Regions from separate parts of the Mus musculus genome. Here region 1 is linked to region 2. Evidence: chromatin contacts called from ENCODE Hi-C or POLR2A ChIA-PET data. All regions are on one chromosome and are shown on one strand. The core of a region is the stretch at or near the end of the contact, and the rest is flanking DNA. Distances in the headings are between cores, read along the strand shown.

What was found. A loop is a pair of places that touch in the nucleus more often than their neighbours do. ChIA-PET counts read pairs that join two places held with the same protein, here RNA polymerase II (POLR2A).
Region 1: POLR2A ChIA-PET joins it to region 2 with 46 read pairs in Patski. The contact joins the promoter of 1700055D16Rik here to the enhancer-like site in region 2. A Hi-C loop is called at or near these places in 3 of 37 maps with a recorded cell type or tissue (gastrocnemius and v-Abl transformed pro-B cells). POLR2A ChIA-PET finds 5 or more read pairs at or near these places in 1 of 5 experiments (Patski).

The regions. Positions count from the first base shown.
Region 1 is chr6:134,789,115-134,794,198 of GRCm38, reverse strand. It overlaps 1700055D16Rik (RIKEN cDNA 1700055D16 gene), which reads right to left and starts at 1,839. Exons shown (of 2, transcript NR_151454.1): 1 at 1,703-1,839. It overlaps Dusp16 (dual specificity phosphatase 16), which reads left to right and starts at 1,571. Exons shown (of 7, transcript NM_130447.3): 1 at 1,571-1,922.
Region 2 is chr6:134,669,647-134,674,484 of GRCm38, reverse strand. All of the region lies in intron 2 of Borcs5 (BLOC-1 related complex subunit 5), which reads right to left. Among named protein-coding and RNA genes, the nearest start is that of Borcs5, 31 kb to the right of the region's middle. Within about 2 kb of position 3,169, at least 1 of the 3 ENCODE cell types and tissues checked has a DNase peak (open chromatin) inside an H3K27ac peak, as active enhancers do.

The DNA of each region.
Region 1 (5,084 bases), core at 590-3,089, 120 kb before region 2:
CTTAACGGGTGCACCTTTGTTGCAGGGTTTAAAGGTGGGAGAGGACTAACAGAAACGTTACCTTTCTAACCCACTCGGAAAGCACGCCAAGCCACCTAGGCGGTGCCCACATCGATTCACCTCAACATACTGCTTGAAGGCCGGAATCCTTACTTCAGTACCCTGCAGATGGCGTGTGTTGAGGGGTACAGGAATCTGGTTCTTGGGCCAGTCCACTCGAAGTGTGCTTTTCTGTCATTGATCTCATCTTTGTTATGTGATATCCACGTGAGTCCTTTTTAGTAGAAGCTTCAAGCTCAGATGCTCAAAGAACACTGGAATAAAGCTTCGATTGTCCTATTCAGTTGCTGAGAGTGGTTGTCGCCACCTCAGGTCTCTCATTTTCCTAAGTAGGTAGTGTCTCAAAACAAAGCTACTTTGAAAAGAAGGGAGAAAAAAGCAAAAGCAAAAGCAAACCAAAACAAACAAAAAACCCAAACCCATGAAAGACTTGGAGTTAAAGTAGGCTCAAGTAGGTCTTGCATCTCTTGAAAGCAAGTGAACTCTGGTTTGACTTAAAGATGATGCTGTACTACCGATGTCGAGAATACTTACTTAATGTGTAAGGGCGTTTTGATTTCATGTTTGTGTGTGCGCCCCATGTGTGCTCGGTGCCCATGGAGGTCAGCGGAGGGCATCAGATCCCCTGGAACTGGAGTTACAGATGGTTCTGGGCTGCCATGTGGGTGCTGGGAATCGAGCCGTCAGTGCTCCTAACAACCCTAAAATACCTTTAACGTCTTATTACATTTTATTTGTGTGTGTGTATTACATTTTATTTATTTATTTGTGTGTGTGTGTGTGTGTAGCGGGGTGGGGAACAGCATGTGGACTGAGGACAACTTTCAAAGGCGGTTCTCTCCACCGCATGGACCCTTTACTTGTTGAGCCATCTCGAGGGCACGCAGAAAAGATTCTTTTAGAAAAAATAATTCTTGGCTGCGTTTGCCCGCACTCGTGTAGTAGGGTCTTTCAAGGACGAAGACATAGGTGAAGATATGTTTGATATCACCGGTGCAGTTTTCCTTCAAGTACCTGTAACTTCCCTCTCAAGAGAAAAGCCCCGGATTTGGGATTCCGGGACCTTCTTACAAAATGATTGACTGCAGCACTCTCAGATCGCCTTGCTTTCCTTCCCCTAGAGTGGGGGCATTGGAGCAGCCGCCTCCGTCGGAGGAGAGACCCCAGCGCGGGCAGGAGGCGGGCGGGCCACAGACCCAGGCTCCCGGGCCGCGAACCCGGAGCGCCGAGGCGCCGCTCGGTCGGCCCGGTACGCGACCCGAGCCCGCCTCCCGGAGGCTCCGGAGGCTCCGGCTCGCGGGGACGAGCGCCGAGGGGCGGGCGATGCGCGGCCTGGGCCGGAGACCCCGCCCCCCCACCCCGCCCCCCGCCCCGCCCTCGCCCGTCTCCTCCTTTCCCCCCCGGGCTCCGCTGAGTTCATTCACTGGGATTGGTTTCAAGTGACGCCATCTCTTTATTTTTAAACCGATGACCTCATCCGCGCTTGAAGTTTCCTGACCAGCGACTCTTTCTCTCTCCCCAACCCCCACACTACCCCCCCTGGTCCCCTCCTGCGGGCATCACCGTTTGGGGGGGCTCTCATCCCGTTTCCAACCATTTACCCTCCCCCTCTCGCTTTTCCCGCGCGGACCCCCAACTTTACCTCAACTTCTTCATCCCTGTCGACATTTTTTTTTCCCTCTTTCGGGGGGCGGTGGAAGAGAAAGTGAAGAAAAGTTGCAAACGCCCGGGCTCTCGCTAAGCTCTCCGCCCACCCTTCAGAGGAGAAGCCCCGGCGGCGAGGAGGACGCGCGAGCGACGGCTGGGCGACGCGGTGACAACGCTCGCTCCCCTCCGCGAGCCTGGAGCCGGCGGCCCCTCAAGTAAGTGTTCGCGGCGGGCCGCGGGCCGGCTGGGAGGCGCGTCCGCTCCTCGTGCCGGCCGCCGCGCGCTCTCCCCGGCCGGGGGCCGGCGGGCCACGGCGGCCCGGAGCGGCGACGGCGGCGGCGGGGGGTGTGTAGGCCGCGCTGGGGGTCGGCCCGAGCCGCGGGGGCGCCCCGGCCTCGCCGCGCCGAGCGGGCGAGCGGGCGAGCGGGCGAACGAGCCCCGGGCCGCGGGTCGCCGGCACCTGGGCGGGCGAAGCTGCTCACTTCCAGACTGTTACACAACACGCCTGCCAAGTGGGGCCCTGACTGTTTCCATAATCCCAAATTCACCTTGTGTGTGTGCAGGCAGCCAGCGAGGCCACCTGGGGAGCGACCGTGTCGCTTCCTTAAACAAGGAAAAAAAAAAAAAAACCCACCCCCAAAACTCAACTTTCATTCCGGGGCTCCCGTCACGGTGTTGGAGGAAAACGGTCCGCCGGTGACTCCTTTATTTACAGTAGCTGTAAAATGTGAGACATGAAAACGGGGAAACAACGGACGGTGTGTGTGTGTGTGTGTGTGTGTGTACGGTGTAGTTTCACGTGGAAAAAAAAAAACCCTAAGGAGGACATACATGCAAACTCTTTAAGAGCGACGGGTTGTTTCCTACAGAAAGCTGATAATACACTTGGGGAAAGTACAAGGAGATCTTAAAATGAATGGCTTGTGCAAAATTGGAAAGAACTTTTCTTAAACGCCTGTTGCAAAGATCCTTGGTGTTTTGAAGTCCTGTGTGTCTCAGATTGTTTGGAGAACGCACACCTCTAATCAGCCCATGATTAGAGAGGAAAAACCTGTTGCATAATCTCATTTGCTGTGGGGTTGGCTGTGCCGTCCCCTGAACCAAGGGGAAGTGAGTTAGGATGAGGGTTTTTAAACCTCTGAGGTTTTTATTTACACAGTGCGCTGGGTGCCACTTTGCTTTTAAAGATTGTAAGTAAATACTCTGCTCTTACAAGCGAATCAAACCTATCGAACCTGCTGGGAAAATGACCAGGTATGTGTTCTCTCCTGCTCACGTTATCTCTCTCTCTCTGAAATAGATTCTCAGGGGGAATAAGCCTCTTTGGCCACTCTGTGGAGCTTGATAGTACATACAGTTAACAACTACTTCCTCAAAAAGCCTACACTTTTTCATCTCCCTTAAAGAAAAGACCTTTAAAGGTAAATTTCAGAAGAAGGGGAAAAAAGCTTAACAATTGAGACAATTCAAATATTAGCGAGCACACTGTGGGAGGCTGTAATTCAGATTTATAGAATTCTCTATTGGGTGAAGACCAGTCGCTTGGAGAAGTAAATTGAAAACTGAAGTGTCTGTGGCTTTGTGTATTCTAGTCAAAATGTGACCAGGCACTGCAAAAGGGTTTTGTCTTTATGTAAAAAATAAAACTGTGGAACTTATTGTGTTTAAAGACATTGTGGAATGTTGATATTTTCATAACATTTACCATCTTATGGACAAATTCAGAACTTCAGCTTGAATTATTAGTTTTAAGGTGTAAGATTTTGTGTTTATCAGAGTTCCAAATGGGGAGAAAATTCGAAGTAAGTTTATTTTGCATTTTAGTAAGTGGTGAATAAGCTGATGTTTAGAAAGTATAAACTGTTGATAATGATAGTTACAATTTTTTGTTTTATTTTACTCTCTGGTATCTTAGCAACTCAAGTGAAATACTTATCCTAGAATTGTGCTGATTTTCCTTCAGTGTTTCAGATGGTGAGTTTCAGTAGACAGGGCCAGGAACAGAAGTACACAGTTACCACTCCCTCCCCACCCCTCACTCTGTTCAGTTTGGAAGTTCTTGTCTCATAGTTCAGCTTGGTGAATGTAGTTGAGTACCTATAAATTTAAAATGTTAATACGAAATTGGGGGTTCCTGGTCTATTTGAACAGAGGTTTAATTATAGGAATTGAGAAAGGGGTCAAAGAGGAAGATCCTGGTAACTCAGTTCCCCTCTCTCCTGCTTTCTTACACATTGAAGATTTATTTGTAGAGTGGAAAAGAGGAGGCAGAGGTCAGCTGGTTTAAGAGTCTGGCTGGGGTTAGGTGAGGACCTAGGTGTAAACTATGTTCCCTCCCACATAGAGAAAGAGTAGGTCTGAGAAGTTTGAAGGAAGCTTGGCTCGAGTTAGAGAAGAACAGGAACAATGTTGGAGTGTTAAAATAGCTTTTTTTTTTTTCTTCTCTAACTGCCTGAATTAGGAAATTGAATTTCATAGAATTTTCATTATCTGGACTTAATATATTAAACAAACAAGTTTATATACATGTTCATTGTTAAGCCTTTTCTATTTTCACCCAACCATAAAGTCCTGTAAAATATAACTTGATATCATTTACCAGTGTAATTTATCCTAGAGTCTTATGTGTTCCTGGTATTTCTAACAAAGACATTTTTCTGTTGTATCTTATTGGACTAATAACTTCATTGGGCACTAATGTTTTTTAAGTGCATTGAGTTCTCAAACAGAAGATACAATAACTTGAAGAAGTAGATTAATATAGGGAAATCTCATGGCTTAAAACTCCCCAAGAAGATAACCAGGCATAACAGAAAACAAGTTTTTCAACATATTTCAACAGATTATACATGTTAAAAAGACTTGATAGGAAACAAAATATACTTGATGCTTGATTATCTTTAAAGTAGTAATTATCAGATTTTAAAATTGAGACTGATGTTCACCATCATAAAGAAAAAACAATCTTACTAATGTTGGTTTAAGCAAAATCATAAAATGAATCTTACCTAAAGCTACATATATTTCAAAGCCAGATGTCATTTTCCCAATTTACTTGTATTGTGGATAATCTCTCATTTTCATACACTTCTTTTATTTAGATAGATAAAGGGTTGGCTTTGTGAGGGAAGGGTCCTGAAGGCTGGCTGGAGGTAAAGAATCAGGGTTAAGCTTTAAGAAGAGGCCACTCTTTTACACTGACTAAGCTAGGAGGCGAGGAATTTAATCAGATACATGACCGGAGAAAAACAAGAGTGCTTCAAAAGAAGAATCTACGGCAAGATGACGCGCGTGTGTGTGTGTGTGTGTGTGTGTGTGTGTGTGTGTGTACACATGCCAGTATGTGTATGCCAGGGGTATGACCAGTATAGGAGGAA
Region 2 (4,838 bases), core at 1,920-4,419:
ATGCATATATCATGCAGAGATACAGGAAAATGCATATATCATGCAGATATACAGGAAAAAGCAGTCATGAAAAACACAAGTCAGATGATGATTTCCTATATTGTGTTCTTTAGGCACAAAGTCAGAATATCAGAGAATGCTAAAAAGGATGGTGTATTAGTTTCTTTTCTTGATGCTATAACCAAATACCTCTCAAGAAGAAATCTGAGATAGAAGGGATGTTGTTAGCTCACAGTTTGAGGAGCCAGTCTACTGTGGTAGGGCAAGCACAGCATCAGGAGGTCTGAGGAGGAGGGGATGTGTAGCAGCTACCTCCTCACACATCTACACAGCGGGATGTGTAGCAGCTACCTCCTCACATGTCTACACAGCGGGATGTGTGGCAGCTACCTCCTCACATGTCTACACAGCAGGATGTGTGGCAGCTACCTCCTCACGTGTCTACACAGCGGGATGTGTGGCAGCTACCTCCTCACATGTCTACACAGCAGGATGTGTGGCAGCTACCTCCTCACGTGTCTACACAGCGGGATGCAGAGCGATGAACACTGGTACTCTACTGCCTTTACTACTTCCCCTATTTTCACCCAGTCCAGGCCACGCCCATGGGATGTTGGTGTCCACACTCAGGGCAGGTCCTTCCCCTTCTCCTCTCTGGACACATGCACAGACACAACTGAAAGTTGTCACTAATGTCCTAGACATTAATTAATTCTTTACTTATACTGTTTATTTTTGCGAGAGTACCTCGTGTACCACAAGCTGACCTCAAACTTGCTATGTAGCTAAGATTAGCCTTGAACTCTCCTGATCCTGCCTCTAACTCCTAATGATTAGGATTAGAAATATGTACCCCTAAGAGTCTCCTAGAGACTACTCAAGCTGACAATAAAAATTAGCCATTACACATGGGATGAGAGATCTAAGTTTATTTTTCTTTTCCTTGAAGGGACAAAAGATCTGAAACAAATATGTCCAATTGTTAAGATCTGATAAAGATGAATGAATAGAAAGCAGTTAACTTCTATATGCCAAGATACTATAAAGAGACATTCTAAATAATCCTATAAGCATTAGTGATCTCTACTGCAGCAATCTCTGCTGAGGACAAGGCTGTCTCTCCACAGCAGGAGTCTTTAAACTCTTGGGGATATAAGAGCCCTCTACAAAGTTGATGCAAACCATGGTGCTTTTTCCCAAAAGGGTTTGGTACACCTTACCCTCAGCCCCAGGCAGCATTTGGAAATTAACTACAAACTTTCTTTGGTCATGTGGTTGACCAGGTAATTTCTAGTTGTGGTAAGAGTTTACAAGGGTAGACAATTAGAAATGGTGACACAGTAGGCACTCAGAGAAACAGTCTATGACATAAATAAAACTTTCACTTGAAGAAAGGCTGCTAGGATGACTACTGGCCAAAGTCTTAAAATCCAGTGCTAGGCATGCAACTGAAGGTCTATCTGTAGAACCGAATGATCTCTGGGGAAGCAGTCTAAGAACTATTCTTAGGCTCAATTAGGCCTTAGTGCAAAGCCAAGGTTATAAGTTGTAGCTGATAACAAAGATTAAGGAGACTTGCTCATATTTCATAAATGTTTCCTTTATTTGTGCATCTTATTTAATAACATTTCATCTGGCAAGTTTGAAGCTAATGTTTGGCTAGTGTTTGTGCATAGCTTTTCCAATAACACATTGCTTTACTTTCAGAAAGTCCAGATCAGTGGAAAACTATGACTCTCTGAGTCAGACTTGGGGAAACCTGGGGGTAAATGGTTGCTGAGACCTAGAAGCCACAACAGATGCAAAAGGCACAGTGTACATCTAGGAAGACACATGGCACATGGCTTATGAGCTGGCACCTGCAAAGGGGCATGAGATACTGTATTCTGATATGCATCAATAAATACTGTCAACATACATGTGAACATCCAACATGCATGTGAACATCTGTAAATAGAATCATTATCTCAGAGTGCTTCTCTCTTAGACGCTCCAAACTGTGGCCTTCTGAACTAAAGAGTTCCAGAAGCACACTGTTCTACGCTTCACAGCACAGGAGATCTCTAGATTTTGTTCCCACCTCTCACTGTCTCTGTCTCTCATCTTTGCATACCAATCTCAGGCACTTTCTCATGCCTGCCTCTTCCCCAGGCCTCCATCTCTTGTTTCCTCCAACCCCTTGTCTCCACCGTGAGCTGCTTACCTCCTGCCTCTCAGGATGTAGAGGAAGCACCACAAGACTAGACAGCTGGTACCGTTTGGGAACCAATGGCCCACTTAAGAAGCCTTGTGCCTCTTCCTCTATTTCCTGACAATGTCTCCCTCCAACCCCCACCCCCTGCATCTATTTTTCCAAAGTATTTTATCCAGTTTTCAGAAATAAAATCCATTCCAAATGAAAGCTATGCTACACTGCAAGTACACAGTTCACTAAGATGTCCCATGATCTTTAAATAAATGATTAAAAACAAACAAACAAACAAAACTGGACTGTTTGGTGAGATAGGCTGTTTCAGCCTCTCCTAGCCCTAGAGAAAATTCTAAAAAATTATGGCCTCTCTTAACTGTCACAAAACTGAGGTCACTACTGGAATTTAGTGAGTAGAAAAGTTCAACACTCCAAACAGCACAGTGCACACACAACGAAGAGTAGTACACCCAAGACACCAGTGGTGTCTGCAACCCCTCCTCCTCTAAGCCTGGACCTTAGAGAGCTTCACTTAGATATTCACTTAGCTAGCTTCAGGTGATTCCAACCTGAATTTGGCCAATCTTGACACTGCCGAGTTTTTAGAAATATGGACAATTAGTTACCTAAACCTGGCCACCCAGGTTCCAACAAATTCCAATTTCCAACAAATTTGCCTAGGATTGGGGGGAGCAGGGGCAGGGGCAGGGGCAGGGGCAGGGGCAGGGGCAGGGGCAGGGGCAGAGGCAGAGGCAGTGGCCTTTTCTCCAAGGTTGACTGCTAAAACGACTATTCTGAGTTCCACGGCCCCGTGTCTTATGCACTTCTTCACTCATCATGATTGTAGGACTATTTTGAGACAAAGAAGCAACAGGGGCCATTCCTCCTTGACACTAAATCAACATAATTCCACAGCCCTCTTCAGGGATCAGCACACAGTGGCCCTCTGAGCCTGGAGAGGAGCCAGGAAACATCCCTGCTCCCAGCTCCTGTAAGGCGGACTCCTCCTGATAAGAAAAGCACAGCTTTTATACATAGCAATGCTACTCACAACAAGTGAGCCATTCTTACATTCCTTCTCCAGTTCATTTCCCCTACAATTCTTTTCCCCTTGTCTTCACTCTCTCCTCCCCATCCTGCTGTACTCTTTGTATGACAAAAAAGAAAAAAAGGAAAAAAAAAAGTTGCTTCTGGCCAACTGTGACATCAACTCATTCTTATTCAGTGATGTCCAGCAGGAACTTCGCTCTCCCAAAACGTTTGCTCAGTTCTGAAGCAACAAAGATGACTAACTTCCTTCTGTTTGCCTTCCCTATGTTCTTGATCTATTTGCAGATCTTCTGAAACATTTCTCTGACACAAGGCCCTATACGTGTGCACAAAGAACTTTCCAGGCAGTCTCAGCAAGCTAAAACATTGCCCCTAAGTTACTAGAAAGGGTAACATAACAAGATGACTTGATCATTTTTTTTAAAGATTTATTTTTTATTATATGTAATTACACTGTAGTTGTCTTCAGACACACCGGAAGAGGGCGTCAGATCTCATTACAGATGGTTGTAAGCCACCATGTGGTTGCTGGGATTTGAACTCAGGACCTCGGGAATAGCAGTCAGTGCTCTTAATCACTGAGCCACCTCGCCAGCCCGACTTGATCATGTTTACACCCCACAAAAGATATTTCTGTTTCATCATTGTAAGAAAGAGCTAATAGATGATCCAAAAAGATAAAAGAAAAATAAAAAAGTAAGCCCCAGACTATTCTAGATCATTTGTTACTTATGGGAGGGAAAAAAGAAAAGGTAAGAATAGCAACCATGTATTATAACTACTTTCTGCTATATACTTCAGCAAGGCACCGTTTAAATGCTTTTGAAGGCCAACATTTTACTCTACACATTAAGTAATATAAAGTTTAAAGAGCTGACTAGGGACTGTGGTTCTGGTGTCTAAGTGGCCAGCCGTGATGGGAGCAGCAGACTGTGTCAGGCTCAGCTCCTCCTTTGCTAGGTCTCCGAGGCCCCACGCCCTGACTTGACCGCAGGGCTGGGAAGGCACCATTCACAGTCTAAGCATCATCTACGCTTTGCCTGACACTGTCGTATTCTGGGATGCGCACAAGGAACCCAACCATGGAACTGTGACAGGGCACGGCACTAACATTTCCTTCTGGGGCTCTCAGGGGCATGTTGTAGGAATGAATTCACTCAGATCCAAATCCTACCTAGCAGTGATTGGAGAGGTGCCATTCTGAGCTCAGTAATCTTCAAGCAGATAGCTAGCTCACTGTTTGTGAGTTCCAACATTTCTCATAAATATAAATTGAAGTAAACTAAAGAAGGAACAAGAATTTAAAAAAAAATCTATCTTCCTCTGTAACTGTGACGATTTAACAAAATTCCAGGATGTGGTGCAGCTTAGAGATACAGCACTTGACTAGCATGCAAGAGATCCTGGGTTCCATCCCTGACAATGAAACACACACACATACACACACACACACACACGTTTGTAGAGAAAAAGAAAATCATAGGTTGCTGCAATGCTGCGGCTGCTGAGTTTGTTTAAAGTTAACCTGAAAAAGACAAAGGAAGCAGCTCTGAAGGTTATAATTACAGAAAATTACTCAGGTGACTTCATCCCACCCACA